Linked DNA regions of Mus musculus: region 2 is linked to region 1. Evidence: chromatin contacts called from ENCODE Hi-C or POLR2A ChIA-PET data. All regions are on one chromosome and are shown on one strand. The core of a region is the stretch at or near the end of the contact, and the rest is flanking DNA. Distances in the headings are between cores, read along the strand shown. Region 1 holds the start of Snhg20 (small nucleolar RNA host gene 20). Region 2 holds the start of Sec14l1 (SEC14-like lipid binding 1).

Region 1 (4,508 bases), core at 777-3,276:
AGTGCACGCAGACAAAGCTTCTAGTCAAATGACCTAAAAAAAAGAAAATTCACCACCAGTCGTCATTAAACCTGGAATCTCAACGTTTAGTTAAAACCACCAGAACGCAAACCACGCCCCAGGGTGGGGGTACAAGGTGCTCAGTCTTTTTAATTTCCTGTCCTTCCAAATGGATAAAAACTGCTGACACCCGGGGCTGGCCACCCACCCAGTGACTTCCAGAACCTTCTCTGCCCAGATTTAACTGCAGGCTTTCCTTGGAAACCTGCTGGTTGACAGATGCAGAAACGAGGCCTCTGCAGCTCAGCACAACTTGAAATCCATTCCTATTTGACCTCCCTCCCCTCCAGCCATGTCTGACTCCAGCATGCCTGTGTTCCTGACCCCATCTGTACCTCCCTCACAGGACCGCCATAGTCCCTGTGTGCTGTCTCTTTCCAATTGCCTTCCATGACTTGTTGATGTCTACCTGAACAGATGCAGAGTCCCGTGTAACAAGCAGGACCTTCTCAAGACACACTAAGCATATGTCTATCATTGAGCCACACTCCAGCCTGGCTCCCGTGCCCCTGAAGAGCATGTGACAAGCCTGAACTATGGCAGATTCCTCTTGTCATGGTTTTTCCGGAAGTATGCCACACCCAGGACCTTCAAAATGGTGACCACTGGCCCCATGTGGCTACTCAAAATGCAAACGCCCAGTCCTTCAACCACACTGAAGAGACAACCTAGTGGGGCCCACGGTCGCTCAGGTGAGTCCTGGGGAACGATTTCTGTTTGTTTGGGTTGTACTGGTGTCTTGTCCAGTGACGTCTGGAGTCACAACTGTATGCATCTTTGTTTAAGCTCCACGTGGGTGGGACAGACACCCAGGAGTAGAAGACTTCCTAGCATGCATATAGCCTTGAGCTTTATCCGTACATCCCATAAACCACGTGTGCTCGAGGATGCCGGTCATCCAGGCGGCTACCAGAGGCAGAGGAAGGAGGATTAGAAGTTCAAAGGCTGCCCTCAGCTACTTAATGAGTAAAGGCCAGCCTGGGCTAAGTGAGACCCTATCTCAGAGCGGGGTGGTGCAGTTGCTGGAGAGATGGCTCAGCATTGAAGCTGAACACTTGTTGCCCTCTTAAAGGACCTGGGTTCAGTTCCCAGCATCCACACCGGGGCTGACAATACTCTATAATGCCACTTCTGGGAAATCTGGTACCCTCTTGTGACCCCTTGGGGGCACCAGGCAAACATCCACACTCTAAAATAAAATAAAATAATGAATACGTCTTTTTTCTCTTTTTTATCTAAAGTGAGGGGCTTGAGTAATGGTCAAATATTTGCTTTTGGAGGACTGTGCTCAGTCCCCACAGCTTCAGCAGGGCTCCTGTTTGCAGTATCATACATGACCACCAAACTGCTGCTAGGATGTCCACACCTGTTACTGCAAATTCTAACCCCAGGGAAGAGGTTCCTCCTCCTCTGGGATTTTACTTTAGGTCAAGGTCGGGCTGTCTGGTACGGGGCTGCACCCACCTCGGGCGGGTACAGCCACACAGGAGCCTTTTCCCAGACCGTCGGCCTCAGGTCACCGTCCCACCCCCAAGGATTGACATACCTGGGCCAACCAAGCTCAAGTCACTGGAAACGCTCCTCGGGAGGAAGGAGCTTGTGCGTGCTTCCGTCTAGTCGTTGGGGGATGTGGTTCATTTCCTGGGTGGGGAAATAAAAAGACAATTTAATACAATTCTGTGTAAGCGGACGAACCCGTGCGGCGCCTGCAACACAGAAGCAGCCAGTGCCCCGCCGATGGCGGCCCGGGCCTAGGGCCTTCCTACAACTCCAGCCCATCCCGCGATCGCGTGCCGGCCCGGGGTCAGCCTCCTCCCATGGGAGTCCCGGGAGAGGTTTCTGAATCCCACGATCGCCTTCGGGAGGCTCCACGGCGCCCCCGAGCCACGCTGCGCAGGATGCATCCCCTCTGCACGGAGCACGCGAGTTCTCCTCCCCGGCGGAACCAGCTCTGCAAATGCACTTCCGGCCGGAACTGAAGATTTACCATCGAGACGGCCGCTAGAAGGTCGCTCTGGCCTTCGGGTCATCCAGGTCGGCCTTAAAGGGGCCGCGTTCTAGACGCGGTTAGAGCGGCCAGAGTTCCACGCGGCGGTGGGACCTCGTCTACAGGGGCGCAAGCGGGAGGGACTCCCTACTCTTGGGCGGCAGGAGCTAGCCTAGCCACTGACCCTTTATCAATCACGCAGCCCTGTGCAGACCAAAAAGTTGACTTTCCCGAGCCCAGTCAGCCCTGTTGTGGCAAAGGCAGTTGAAACCCAGCTGGTTCTGTTGCAAACCTGTGTGTGACCTTCCATCACAGTATAAACCCATAGGTGGTATCAACTGATACCCGTTGACGTCAGCACCCTCTTGATCCAAAGGCTTCCCAAAATCGCACCTCTGACCTGACCGCCGCAGGACTGTATCTAGAATCATGCCTTCAGCAGAGACCTCCCGAGGAACATGACACCGTGGTCCAGCAAAGGGTTAGTTAGATCTGTGATGTGGCATCTCTGGGCTAAGACCTCCAACCTCCAAAGTGGCATCCAAGTCCTGCATGCAGGTCCAGGTTTCAATCATCCCAAGGTATCCCAGGGGCCAATGGGAAATCCCACGAAAAAAAATTGATCAATAATGCCAGGGCCAAGTCGGTGCTATGTAGTAATTTCCTCCGAAACATCTCACCCGGAGGGAAGCTTGAGAAAGTGCGATCCGGATAGTCCTTAAGACTCTAAGACTCGGAAAATAAGTGACAAGTCTCAAAAAATTCCTAAAGCTTACCAGATTCACAAGGCCCCGCCCTCCTTAATGAGGAGAGACCCTCCGAACTTGTGGAATTAGCCCCAAATCATGCAGAGAGCTCCAGTTTCCAGCTCTCCTGAGCTGTCACTCATGCTGGGCTAGGCTCTTAGTAATGTGAGTGTCTTTGGGCTATCCGTGCTCCTGTGAGTAACCCCAGAAAACTGGCCACTTCATGGGGGCGGGAGGGGCATTTGGTGTCATTGTTACTTTGGTCTGTCATTTAGTAAACAAGGTGGTCTCATCTCCCTAGGGAAAGTGTCACACAGCCATTACCCCTACAGCTGTGGCTCCTTCTAACTGGAATCAAGATCATCTTCAGGTCAGCTAGAGGCGCGGGGAAAGGCAAGGAGAGGGTGCACTCTGTATTTTCAGTAAATGAAGAAAATGACACACGAACCTCATTGAGATGAATGAAGGGTTTTTGCATGTTTCACTGTAATGTGAATCCAACCACTGAATACAGACTCCCCCTTTGAAGGCTATTTTATTTATTTATTGAGATGAGTCTTGTGGATGTAAAAACACAACTGTGGGAAGCCACATGTGCCGTTGCAGAGTGACACTGACTACTGCTGGCCACCACCCATAAGTTTGGACAAACAACCAATGTGTACATATGCAGTAAAGTTTTTTGCAAAGACACTGCCTGGCCTGGGCATGATAATGAGGCTTTGAGAGTATAACCACTCAGATGTGAGACATGCAAATGAGGTATGATAATGAGGCTCTGTGAGGTACAGAGAGAGAATAGCCAATCAGATGAGGAACATGCAAATGAGGCGTAGTGCATAACCAATCCGGGTGTGAGACACGCCTCTCCTAGGCCTATATAAGCAGCACCAGTTCTGGGCTTGGGGTCTCTTCGCCTCTGCAATCAAGCTCTCCCAATAAATGTGTGCAGAAGGATCCTGTTGCAGCGTCGTTCTTGCTGGTCGAGTCCGACGCGCGCAAGACACAACTTTTGCCCCAAAGGAAATAAGAGATAATTTATTCTGGAGCCATTTGTTGTTGTTGTTGTTTTCGAGACAGGGGTTTCTCTGTATAGCCCTGGCTGTCCTAGACCAGGTTGGCCTCGAACTCAGAAATCCGCCTGCCTCTGCCTCCCCAGTTCTGGGATTAAAGGCATGCACCACCACGCCTGGCTCTGGAGCCAAATTTGAGGGACCAAAATTCAGGAAACACAGGGCCAGGTTACTTCAGGTCCATGTCTGTGGGAAATTGCAGGCTGGTATCCAGTTGAGCTGAGGTCTGAACCCCGATGGTCATAATTCACCTACATGACATGGTAGGCGTTCCCTTATGCTCCTGGAACTCTGGCTCCTGCCTAAGTTACCACCTCCCACACCCTCCACAAGAGAAGCATGGTCAGTGGTAAGTAGTCGTGTAAGCAATGGCCCAAGCTTCTGACCTTCAGGCTAAACTCCTCCCCAGTTACCTAGCAACAGTGAAGACCATAAAAGGGGCTGTTAGGCCCCCACCTTGATCTCTTACTCCTTTGTTCCCTTACCTCTCACTTCTCTCTCCTCTTCCCTTTCTCTTTGTCTTCTCCTCTCTCTCTCTTTCTCTCTAGCCTCTCTCTCTCCCTTCTCTCTTTCCCCTGCATTTCTATAATAAAGCTCTTAAACCATAGAAAATCTCTGTTCCATCAAGACCCGCTGCACACT
Region 2 (4,508 bases), core at 670-3,169, 38 kb before region 1:
CACATCCTAGAGACCACCACAGGTCATATTTCCAAACATACACGAAAACGAAAGAGGATTCGCTGAAACGGTCTGACGGGGAAGCATCAGGGTGTTAGTAACAAGCAAAGATGGCCCACATGGAAGGAGGGGCCACCTGGGAGGCCCTCTGCCCCCTGTATGGGCAGAGTCTCTGGCTTAGGTCAGGAGATCTAGTCTTCAGCAGCCATGAAGTCCCAGGATTCAGTGGTGTTCTCTTGAACAATGTCTACAAGAAGCCAACTAAAAATGTAACATGTTATGGCAACCGTTCTGGGGATGACACAAAAAGCTGGAGCAAGCGACCCTTACTGTCTTCTTAAATAATGGGATACTCCTTAAGTGCTGGCTTCAAAGGGAACTTTGTTGTTTCCTGTTTTCTAATTGCTCGCTCCGATTTCAGAGACTGTCTACAAACAGCAGGGAGGCTGCCCAGCTCCAGCTAAGGGGTTCCAAAACCCTCCAGCCTCCTGAAGCCGAGAACCCGAGAACCGCAAGGCAATCAATTACATGCTCAAGTCTGAGGTCAAGGAACCTTGCTTTGCATACAGAATCACTCGGGTGCTGGCAAGGGCGGCTTTCTGGGCAAACACCCTTGTGTGTTCAGAGTCATCTAGAACCTTTTGCTCACCTACTTAAAGGAGGAGAAAAACAAACAGAAATATAAAAAGGAAAGAAAGTCCAGTGAGCCCAGTAGTCCCACTGGGGCTCAATCAATAAGGATGTTATTTTACCTAGATACAGTCAAAAGACATTCAAAAGTTCAAAACCCAGTATCTCGGTATCCCAAATTACAGGTGTTTAAAAAAGCAAACAAAAAACCCCTACGCTGATAGACTTCAGAGGATTGCTATCTAGAGCTGCACTTCTACAATGTTTACATTGCTTTAAACAGGTCTGGAACTTTCTCTGGTATGTTTGCTTGGCATAGCACTCGGAAGGAGCAGGTTACGTTGGAAAACCACCTTCCAACAGTTGGAAAACTACAATGGCTAATAACTCTGGGTGACCTCAAGCATGCCGTTCGCCTTTCCTGATTCCATCTGTGTGAGACGATCTTACACTCCCAGCTCTCAAACCAGACTCCTCGGTTCTCCAAACTCAAGCCTTCATTAATCTCGATTCAGGCGCTGACGCGTCCTGGAGCGCAGAGACCGCGTTCCATTCACTCTCGTAAACCTTACAACGCCGGTGCGCGGAGGGGAGACTAAGAATCGTTTATATTTTTTTAATTGAGAAAATTAGTTTTCGGGTATCTCTCAAATAAAAGGAGGATGATTACCGGGTGCTGACGGGTAGGAGAGAAGATGCAAGCACTGCGTGATGCCTTTATTAAGAAACTCTTAACCAAGTGACTACACTGAAGGACCAGCTTGCTCGCCAGCTCCCTGAACTTGGGCCAGATCTTGGCTTGGGGAGGTCTGGTCCAGATCCACGCCCTGCGCGGGCATCCGGAGTGACCACCGCCAAATGGCACAGGAGGCCGGGGCTGCCTCTGTTGCATGATAATTGGTATTTGAAAATCAGCCCAGGGTCGGCCCCGGGGGAGCGCCTCCCTGCAGGCCGGGGCTGGACGGAGGGGGCGGCGGCGGCGGAGGGACCCGGCTGGCTCCGCAGTCTCCGAGATGGCGAGCGCCCCGGGCCGTCGCAGCAGAGGGACCCTGCCAGGGACTGACACCCGGGCGCGCTCCTACCCTCCACGACGACGCGAGCTTACCTCTTGTCAGAAGGACCGGGTCGGGGACGCGGCGCGGTGGCGGGATGCGTTCATGCCGGCGGCTCCCCGAAGAGAGAGCCGTGCCACAGGCTCGGCTGCCGCCGCTCGACCGCCGGTTCCGGGGACAGGGGCCGGGGCGGGAGGGCCGAGGGGCGCGGCGAGGGCTCGAGTGGTTGTTACGGGTGACGGGGAGGGAGGGGCCAGCCCGGAAGAGGCGCGCGTGCGCACACCAGGCCGAGGGGGCGGGGGAAGGAGCAGGAGGCGGTTGCTAGGGAGGGGGAGGGGCGGCCGCCGGGCTGGCTAAGGGCCGTACTGCGCCGGCGCGAGTTACAGATCTGCGCGTGCGTAGGAGGGGCTCAGGACTTGGTCTGCCAGGACTCGGAGCGAGCCCCAGAGGCTCCTTCTCTTGGCGTCAGTGGGAAGGGGGAAGGGCCGTGGCGGCGGGCGAGGCTTCGCAGTTAGCAGCCACAGACCCCAGAAAAGATTCAAATGCGCACTCCAGCCGGAGCGGGAACTGGGACCTCTACGGAATGTCAGCTAAGCCGGCCCTCCAGCTTGAATGCTGCGCGCTTGCGCCGTCTGTGCTTCCTCGTGGGCTTCCTCTTTTTTTTCCTGCACTGCTATAGTGTCTGATTGCATTCTGGCCTAGTAATGGTGATGGAGCGAACAGGGTGGGGAGGAGATGGGTGTAACCCAAGCACCCTTGTCAACACGTCCAGATGGTTGGGGAATGTCTGGCTGTGGGATGGCTCTAAGGGGAGGGACCTCAAGTGGGGTGCTAGGTGTGCCTTGCGTTTCAGCGTCTCCAACTTTAAAATTTAAGAGCCACACACGGAGACATTTAGGGGTCCTGAAGACGGGCGGGTGACAATAAGCGGACACCTGGCGCATCCACCCACACAGAAAAGCTAGTTTTAGAAGCAACACACAATTTCTCCATCAGTGTCACTGTTGTTCCGTTCACATTAGTCACCCCGGATGGCTGTACTTGCACACAAGAGTTTGGGAATTTCCTTCAGGACCTGTTTACCCACCACACAAACATATCATTCATTGCTCGATCACACTTTATTTCCAACTCAAACCGTCATTTTCCAGCACTGCTACCCGCGCTACTCAGGCTGCTGATGACTTATGTCCACGTGTAGGGATCACATTCACCTTTAAAAGATGCTGTGGGAGCTGGGCAGTGGTGCCTTTAATCCCAGCACTTGGGAGGCTGAGGCAGGCAGATTTCTGAGTTCGAGGCCAGGCTGGTCTACAGAGTGAGTTCCAGGACAGCCAGGGGCTACGCGGAGAAACCCTGTATCAGAAAGAAAGGGAGAGAGAGAGAGAGAGAGAGAGAGAGAGAGAGAGAGAGAGAGAGAAAGGAAGAAAGAAAGAAAGAAAGAAAGAAAGAAAGAAAGAAAGACAAACATGAGCTCCTGGTAGGAGTGAATGGCAGCACCCATTGAGATGATCTTATCCAGAACACACCATTCTGACAAACCTATAGATGAACCACAAATGTACAGGAAATAGAGACTGGAAGATGGGGCCAATTCACAGCCTGGAAAGCACAGACCTCGGGGGTACAAAACAGATATAGTCTTTATCAAATGATTTCTAAAGAAAGATGAGGGGAAGTCTAACTGATACCTTAAGAGGAGTTGGGAAATTCACTTAGACAACTGTGCTCTCAACTGCAGTGGCTGCTCTCCCAGGGGACCAGGATTCGATTCCCGGTACCTACTTGGCAGCTCACAACTGGCTGTAACTCCAGTCCCAGGAGATCTGACGCCCTCTTCTGGCCTCCTCTGGCACTGCATGCCAGTGGTGCACAAGCATACAGGCAGGCAAAAACATCCACAAACATAGAAAGAAGGAAAAGAATTGAAGAGAACATGCCTTCGGGGCACATGCTGAAATTTATTTTTATGTGAAGTAATATAATACCTAAGAGTAGCTACAAAATAATCCTGCGGTGCTGCATGCTTTTAATGCCATCATCAGGCAGAAGCACTGAATCTCTGTGAATTAGAGACTAGCCTGGTCTTCATAGCAAGCTCCAGGCCAACCAAGTCTACCTAGTGAGACCCTGTCTCAAAAACAAAACTGCCCAGCCATCTCACCAGACCCCACTAAAGTAACACGTTTAAATAAAAACATGTGTTTACATGTGAAACGTGGTATGTTTGAGAGAGGGTGTGGCTTAGTGTAGTGAGAGTTTAGATTTCTTACAAAAACCCAGTTATGTGACTGTGTTTTCCTTCTAATCCCAGGTGTGGGATAAGAGGCTGCTTCACAGCAGGTGACTATGACTTGCCTAGAGTACTGACAGGGTTGTGACTTTTGCCAGCCGCAAGATGGCTTAATTCTGGGAACTCTGGAGAGGGTATAAATGGGAGAGCCTGGGGCAGCTGCTGCTCCCCCCTGCTGCTGTTGTGGTTTGTCAAGTGATTGTGAACAGAGAGACTTGAAGTTAGAGATATCGCTAACTATCGCTGACTATGAAGATTGGACTTGCCCCAAGGAACCCCATGCATCTAATCAGCAGGAAGTAGTCTCTTTTGTTGGCTGAAAGAGGTCTACACCCCTTCCCCCTCTAACCTTTCTCTTCTACCTAGTGGCAGGGGTTGGAAGGGATCAGGGTGGAGTAGGATTGGAAGGGAGGTATAAGGACACAATAAAATAGAACAAAAACATAATGTCAACTGTTTAGGGTTTTTTTGCTTGTTTTGTGGTGCTAATGTTCAACCCAAGTTTTATAGGCCAAGGAGATATTTCACCATTT

Evidence for each region. A loop is a pair of places that touch in the nucleus more often than their neighbours do. ChIA-PET counts read pairs that join two places held with the same protein, here RNA polymerase II (POLR2A).
Region 2: a loop to region 1 is called in a map of mouse embryonic stem cell, with 2.7 times the contacts of the local background. The contact joins the promoter of Sec14l1 here to the promoter of Snhg20 in region 1. A Hi-C loop is called at or near these places in 29 of 37 maps with a recorded cell type or tissue (CH12.LX, Patski, T-helper 1 cell and 10 more). POLR2A ChIA-PET finds 5 or more read pairs at or near these places in 4 of 5 experiments (Patski and embryonic stem cell).

What each region holds. Positions count from the first base shown.
Region 1 is chr11:117,074,301-117,078,808 of GRCm38, reverse strand. It overlaps Snhg20 (small nucleolar RNA host gene 20), which reads right to left and starts at 2,026. Exons shown (of 2, transcript NR_027059.1): 1 at 1,607-2,026; 2 at 1-33. Mir6516 (microRNA 6516) reads right to left here and starts at 1,461; the gene lies at 1,352-1,461.
Region 2 is chr11:117,112,579-117,117,086 of GRCm38, reverse strand. Sec14l1 (SEC14-like lipid binding 1) reads right to left here and starts at 1,919. Exons shown (of 16, transcript NM_001166506.2): 1 at 1,736-1,919.